Linked DNA regions of Homo sapiens: region 2 is linked to region 1. A link is an interaction called in ENCODE POLR2A ChIA-PET data of the cell type or tissue named here. Cell type or tissue: MCF 10A. All regions are shown on one strand.

What was found. ChIA-PET counts read pairs that join two places held together with the same protein. Peaks named below come from ENCODE experiments on the same cell type or tissue, not always from the same donor. Only the 100,000 strongest peaks of a DNase experiment are listed, where the experiment ranks them.
Region 2: POLR2A ChIA-PET joins it to region 1 with 5 read pairs; 4 of 35 experiments call an interaction of 5 or more read pairs at or near these places.

Annotation. Positions count from the first base shown.
Region 1 is chr5:91,364,606-91,368,605 of GRCh38, forward strand. No RefSeq gene overlaps it. Among named protein-coding and RNA genes, the nearest start is that of ARRDC3-AS1, 14 kb to the right of the region's middle. In MCF 10A, no CTCF peak of the experiment used is centred here; no DNase peak of the experiment used is centred here.
Region 2 is chr5:91,125,066-91,129,065 of GRCh38, forward strand. The region is part of intron 87 of ADGRV1 (adhesion G protein-coupled receptor V1); the gene reads left to right. Among named protein-coding and RNA genes, the nearest start is that of LUCAT1, 190 kb to the right of the region's middle. In MCF 10A, no CTCF peak of the experiment used is centred here; a DNase peak (open chromatin) is centred at 1,616.

The DNA.
Region 1 (4,000 bases):
ATTAGCTATGCTGTATTAGAGATTTGTAATATAAACATCGTAAACATTTGTTTTCTTGAATTACCTTAGGATAAATATTTTTGACATGTAAATGCTAGAAACTATTCCAAAGCAACTTTATTGCTTTTTTGCTATGTCAAGATATACTATCTTGATATCATATATTTAAGTTGGTATTGCGAAGGTGGTTCAAAAAATTTTTTTTCCTTATATGTTTAACTTTATGCTGTCTAACAGTCAAATAGAGTGATACTGGTTCCATTTCCAGGTAGACATACCTTTGGATTTTCAAACCACTAGTTGTCTTGGATTTGCAGTGATCCTTCCATATTCATTCATTTATTTCATTTCCCCATTATTTTTCTGTTATTTTTTGTTAAAATATTGCAGATTATATTTCTCAAAAGTCAAAATAAACTATATTAATAAAGTTTTTGTCTAGTTGGAAACATTTGTCTCCCTTCTGTATTGACTTTGATATCAAAAAATGAAGAGGTAGAATTATGTCATTATTTTGTAATGGAAGTTTTGAGAAATGTTGATTACTGACATAAAAATTCCAAAGGTAAGGCTGGGCGCAGTGGCTCACGCTTTTAATCCCAGCACTTTGGGAGGCCGAGGTGGGCAGATCACCTGAGGTCAGGAATTTGAAACCAGCCTGGCCAACATGGCGAAAACCTGTGTCTACTAAAAATCCAAAAATTAGCCAGGCGTGGTGTTGCGCACTTCTAATCTCAGCTACTCGGAGGCTGAGGCAGGAGAATCACTTGAACCCAGGAGGCAGAGGTTGCAGTGAGCCGAGATTGTGCCACTGCACTCCAGCCTGGTCAACAGAGTGAGACTCTGTCTCAAAAAAAAAAAAAAAAAAAAAAAAAATTCTGAAGGTATAACTGCCTACTATTTCAGTAGTTACGAAGTTCTATCTCAAAAATGTCACCTGGGTCATGTGGGTCAGTGTTCTAGGGTAGATCTTGATAGTCGATTTTTCTAATGAGCTTCTGCGGGATGCCATTGCTGCTGGTTTAGACATCACTTGAAATAGCAAGACTGTAGTAATCACTTTGTCCTTTCTGGAAACAGAACTCTTTCTATTGAGAAACCCATTTTAAGTGGTATAAAATATGACCCAGGTATTGGCCAATCACAATCTCTCTTAAGAAGTGATTTTGGCACCAGGTGCAGTGGCTCATGCCTGTAATCTTAACACTTTGGGAGGCCAGGAGGGAAGATTGCTTGAGGCCAGGGGTTCAGGACCAGCCTGAGCAACATGGCAAAACCCCATCTCTACCAAAAATACAAAAATTAGCTGGTGTGGTGGCACATGCCTGTAGTCCCAGCTACTTGGGAGGCTGAGGTGGGAGGATGGTTTGAGCCTGTGAGATGGTGGAGGTTGCAATGAGCAGAGATCGCACCATTTTCCTCCAGCCTGGGTGACAGAGCCAGACCTTGACTCCAAAAAAAAAAGGTGATTTGGGACTCTAGGTGGTATGTCATCCTTCAACTATAAAAGGGGTCATCTTTCCTGGTCCATCTAACATGAAAAAGTAAGGCTAATATGAAAGAATAAGGCCAATATAAAAAAGGGTAAGATGAAGCACTAAAAGAGTATGTCCTCGGGGCATTATTTGGATTCCTGGATTCAGATGTGTTTAATATATTTTATTCCTGGAATTACAAGTTAATATATTCAGTTTTTTCTTAAGCTAGTCTGAATTTCTCGCTATCCTACAACCAGAAGTCCTGATAAATATACCAAGTTCAGCCATTCAACAAATTATAACTAATGGCAATAGGACTTTGATCAAAGTGTAGTTGAGTTAATGCAAAAACAGAATATAATTAATGCTCTTATGTAACCTGAGGGACGTTGAACTCAACGTCTATAAGTATTCTAATACAGTCCTAGAAGCAATGTGGTGACTGTCCAATATAACTTATTTACAGCATTATCTTCTTACTTAAAAGATGTGTAACAACGCTTTGGGAGGCTGAAGGGGGAGGATCACCTGAGGCCAGGAGTTTGAGGCCAACCTGGGCAACAAAGCAAGACTCTTGTCTCTATAAAACACTAGCTGGGCATGGTGGCACATGCCTCTGGTGCTAGCTAATCTGGAGGCTGAGGCAGGAGGATAGAGACCCAGTCTTGAAAAAAAAAAAAAGATGTATAAGCTCATACCTCCAGTGGTGAAAATGACCTTGGGTAGCTACTTTTCCACTTTGTAGATAAGGAAATCAACTTGCATTTTGTTCAATGCTCCATCTAAACTTACTGAACCCAGAACCTAGGTCTACCCTTCTCATTCTACAACTCCCCTCTTCCACACTGTCATTGCTATTCCTTAATTTTTTTTTTTTTTTTTTTGAGACAGAGTCTTACTCTGTCACCCAGGCTGGAGTACAGTGGCATGATCTTGGCGCACTGCAGCCTCTGCCTCCCGGGTTCAAGTGATTCTTGTGCCTCAGCCTTCTGAGTAGCTGGGATTACAGGCACATGCCACCACGACCAGCTAATTTTTGTATTTTTAGTAGAGACGGGATTTTCCCATGTTGGCCAGGCTGATCTCGAACTCCTGACCTCAGGAGATTTGCCCACCTCGACCTCCAGAGGTGCTGGAATTATGCGCCTGGCTTGTTATTCCTTAATGTATTAAGACGTTACTATGTTATCACTGGCTTCTGGTTGAGTGAAAAGGATGCCAGTACTTCCTAAAATTAATTAGCTATAAATGTATACAAAATGTATATATTTGTATGTCTATGTCAGGCTCTGTGGCTCTTGCCTGTAATCCCAACACTTTGGGAGGCCAGCAGGATTGCTTGAGACCAGGAATTTGAGACCAGCCTGGGCAACATAGAGAGACACCAGCTCTACAAACATTTTAAAAAAATTAGCAGGCATAGTGGCACATGCTTGTAGTACCAGCTACTGGGGAGGCTGAAGTGGGAGGATCTCTTGAGCCTGGGAGGTCAAGGCTGTAGTGAGCTGTGATCTTATCACTGTACTCCAGACTGGGCAAAAGAGCAAGACCCTGTCTCAAAAAACAAAACAAAAAACCCAAAATGTATGTCTAGATGCCTCTTTGTAACATACCTTGCATGTGAATATATGTTTGGGAAGAAATATTGGAGAATCATATAGTAAGGCCCATATACAACTTGATAACTCATGCATTAATGTATAAACACTGAAGAAAAATTCTAAATGTGATTCCAAAAGTACTTCTAAGGTTATCAGACACTATAAAATTAAGATTCTTTTAAGACAAAGAATATTCACTGTTTTTAAAATTTAAAGAAATTTAGAAATATTCTTCAAAAATTAGAAATTAATGTAACTTTTAGGCCGGGCGTGGTGGTTTGTGCCTGTAATCCTAGCACTTTGGAGGCCAAGTAGGGTGGATCACTTGAGTCCAGGAGTTTGAGACCAGCCTGGGCAACATGGCAAAATCTCATCTCCACAAAAAACACAAAAATAAGCTGGGCATGGTGGGGCATGCCTGTAGTCTCAGCTACTTGGGGGTCTGAGGCAGGAGGATTGCTTGAACCTGGGAAGTCAAGGCTGAAGTGGGCCGAGATCCTGCCACTACACTGCAGCCTGGGTGACAAAGTGAGACACTCTCTTAAAAAAAAAAAAAACTATGTTATGTTTATGTACTCTTGAAATACTGGTAATTTGAACACAACACAGTGAGAAGGAATTGGTGCCTGAAAGTGAATTATTTTACCTGGTTAAGTTTGCTTCATATTTAAGATTGAAATTTAGAGTCTGGACATGGTGTCTCACGCCTGTAATCCCAGTGCTTTGTGAAGCCAAGTTGGGAGGATCGCTTGAGGCCCGAGTTTGAGATCAGCTTGGGTAACATAGTGAGACCACGACTACAAAAAAATTAGAAAATTAGGTGGGTGTGGTGGTGTGCACCTGTAGTCCTAGCTACTTCGGAGGTTGAGACAGGAGGACTACTTTAGCCTAGGAGTTGGTCAGTAATTTTCTTTAGTACAG
Region 2 (4,000 bases), 240 kb before region 1:
TTTTCAGTCCAGGATCTTCAAGACTATCTGCAGTAAAGCCAGCAGAGTGGACAGAGGGGAAGTCACACACTGCCTTTCTTTCGTCTTCCTATTGCATGTATTCTCAACACTCAGGACTTGCCTCCCCTGAATGGATGAGAGTGGAGAAGCACAGAGGTTGACATCCCCTAAACTTGTACGAGAGTCTTTTAAACTCTGCTGCTGACATGGCGTACAAACAGTGGTCTCTAAAAGTGCATTTCATTCACTTTGGGTAGGTCATGCATTATAATATCATTTCCCCCCAAAAGTAGCTATTACTATTACTTCCTTGAAAGGGCCAGGAATATACTTGGAAGATACAGTGAGAGCTACAGTCTGGAGCATCACAGCACAGAGCTGTTGCCTGATCCCTGAAAGTACATTGACAATCCCTAAGGTCCATAGAGAATCCAGGCGACACTAGTCTTGGGCAAATCACAGCATAGAGTTAGACTTGGAATCAGACAGGCCTAAGTTTGAATTCCAGTTAGAGTGCCATCCCTAAATCCCAGTAAATGAAATAACACATAATATGCTTAGCCCAGTGCTTGCCACACAGTAAACACTCAGTAAAGGGTAGCTTTATTATTTTTTTCAAAGGAATAAAGGAGAAGAGTTGCACGGCCTTAAATAATTCTCCAAATTTATTTTGAGTGAATGCATTTTGTGCTAGAGCTTTTCATTGGTAACCAGATCAACAGAGCTTAGAAAGCACTATTTTGAGGTATATCAGATGAAATGAACACATGCAGTGATTATGTTCATATTTGATACAGAGGGATCTTATTTCATTGTCGTCTTCCTTCTACCATGCTATATCCATCTGTAGTTCTGTTTTCCTTTTTAAATGTTTCAAACCTTACCTTTCTTTGGAATCCAGCTTTAAATGGACTACTTCCTTGAAGCTTTCCATGCCCACTCTAGTTTATAGTAACATCTTCTGATGCAACCCCCACCTCATTGCATTCCATATTTTCACTCATTTGGCACCTCATCATACATTGCCTGGGGCAGTTCCCTAACCAGTTCCCTGAAGACCCACTCTCTTGGTTCTTTTGTACTGCCTGTAAAGCTTAATTACAGAGCTGGCACAGAGTTCCCAGTAAATTCTTGTTGAATTAAATCTCTTATTTGAAATTTCCAATGCCTCCACTCCCCTTCCACAAATTCTCTCAATGTAGGGAAATCTCTTTAGATGACTAACCGGTGTTAACACCTCAACCCAAACTGACATTTTCAAATTATTTAGATGCTTCATAATTTTCCAGTGTGTTCTACCAAAACAATGTTTACATGAAAAGAATATAATTATTCAACATTTTTCCTAAGACTATGGTAAAAGCCAGCAGCATTGCCCCACTTAGAGGAGCTAAAATAGCTAAAGGTTACATGCTTTGCCTCAAATAATAGACTTAGTGAAGAGGGTAGAAGTAGAAATGAGGTCAGCCCCCCAGAGCAGTCTGGTGGCCTTGAGCAACCAGGAAGGTAAAGCCGGTACCTCAGTTAAATCACCAAGTTTACTGGAAGTGCATATTTTTCATGTGCCAAATTCAGTAAGTCATGGAGCAAATGTTTATTTTGCTATGCTTTAAAAAGTTGCTTTGCTTCTTGTAAGTTTTCTCAGTGGAAGGGTTCCAAGTTATGACTTAATCTATGTTTGCAGCATTGCACTGGAAACAGGATTTGTCTGTGAAATGGCTCTGTCATTTGTGGACCACTTCTGTAGGGAGATTGTGGATTTAGGAAGGGCAGAAGCAACAGCAGATATGCCTGGTGTTTGAATGGATGTGCCTCTCTCGGAGGCAGCAAGCAGCATACCCATATTATAAAGTTTTTGATTTTCTAACATCTGAAGACAGGCATCCAGCCTTGCAGAACAGCCAGGTGTCTGTTCTATAGACTACAGTTCCTTGTTTCCAGAATTACGGTAACCAAATAATACACAAGGTCACCTGATTGCACTTCCCAACAACCTGAACAAAGAGCACCTTTGCGCTTGCTGGTAGGTGCTGTACCAGACTCTTTGTAATCTGCCTTAGGTCAGAGAAGAACAAGCCATTACCAGTATGGGAGTCCATCCCTAGTCAGGGCTAGTTGCTATTATCCCTTGAATACTCTGCAGGCATCCCACAAGACATTTGAGACTTCATATTTGTCAAATAATAGAAATCTGGCTGGCCTAGTGGCTCATGCCTGTAATCCTAACCCTTTGGGAGGCTGATGTGGGCAGATTGCTTGAGGCCAGGAGTTTGAGACCCACCTGGGCAACACAGTGACATGTTGTCTCTACAAAAAATTTAAAAATTAACTAGGCATGGTAGTGTGCCTATAGTCCCAGCTACTCCAGAGGCTGAGGCAGGAAGATCCCTTGAGCCCAGTAATTCAAGGCTACAGTTAGCTCTGATCCTGCCACTGCACTCCTGTCTTGGTAAAGGAGCTAAACCCAGTCTCACCAAAAAAAAAAAAAAAAAATCTTACTAGAGATTTGGGTTATTACAAAAGGGATCACTTAAAGACTTTATGTCTTAGAGACATATTTCTTCAGCTGGATAAACAGTCCATATAATCATACAGTAGACAAAGCAAAAGGAAGATCTTAGTGACAGCTTAAATCCAGGATAAGAAATTAGGAAGCTGCCTTTATAGAGACACCAGTACTTGCCCTGAACCATTTTAATTCTCCTCTGTTTTCATAATACAAATTTGGGATGTTTTCAAATTCAACAGACCAGCAGTGCTGTTGATTCATAACCTAAACAAGCTTGTTAACCCTTTCCAAAATAAAGTCACTCTGCTTCTTGAACTCACTAGAGGTGTGCTAGTTTTACAAGTCTTCAGAGTTTATTATGTTCCCTGGAAGTGTGCCTCTTTGTGTTAAATCTAATCGCTCTGGTTAGTATTTTAATTTTAAACAATCAACAGCCTTGTCCTCAAAAGCAAAATGAAAGAAAGCAAGCCTTTGGACATGTTGTCTGATCTGCTTGCAACCTGTCTCCCAATGCCCTCCCCTCCCTCTCTCTGCCTCCTGCCTAGCTTTCTGCTTGTCTTTTTAAACTCTCCAAAGTCAAATCTTTCAAGGGAGCTTCTCTCTTGGGCCCCAATTACCCCTAGATTTATTGTCTCTGAACTCCTGCAATATAATATTTTCCCCTTATCGCAGCATTTATGTATAGACAGTCCCTGACTTAGAATGACTTAAGATTTTTCAACTTTATGATGGGTTTATCAGAGTAGCAAATGCATTTGGATTTACAATATTTTCAACTAAAAATGGGTTTATTGAGATGTAGCCCCATCATAAGTCTAGAAACATCTGTAATGTAATTATTTTTGTCTTTCCCTCACTGAACTAGCCACTTGAAGACAGGTGCTATGCGTTTAACCTCTGTGTTCCAACCCTAACAATGCTTGTTCTCAGTAAATGTTTAATGATTGAATGGATCCCTGGATGAATAAATACTTGGATGAATGCTAAGAAAAATGAAAGGCTTATTGTACCTTTCCAACATGTTGACTTATGTTGGCACATCCTAAATTCAAATGACTTCTCTACCACCACCATCCCCATACACACCCTGGAAAAAATAGTAATAGCATGGGTGGCAGGGGGAGGGGGCAGGTAATTCTACTGTCCTTGCAGCAAGCTAATAATGGCCACATTAATTCCAGAATGGTCTATCCTGTGTTCCCAATACTTAGCACTTGAATCATCATCATTGTTCACTCTCAGGCAAATCAGGCAGGACAGGATTCACTGGGAAATAAATGCTCTTTTTAAGTTCCTGGAGGATTATTATAGAATACAGTGAGGCAAAGATTCTTTAATGTTGGAAAAATGAAACAGTACCTCTGTAATTAAAGCCAAAAGCCGTAGTGTAAATGAGGAAAAATGGTAATCAGCCTAAGCTAGGAAAAACCTCGGTTCAAAATACTTAATTTTCTCTGTTCTAAGAAATCAATGCATACTTGTGGGTGTTTT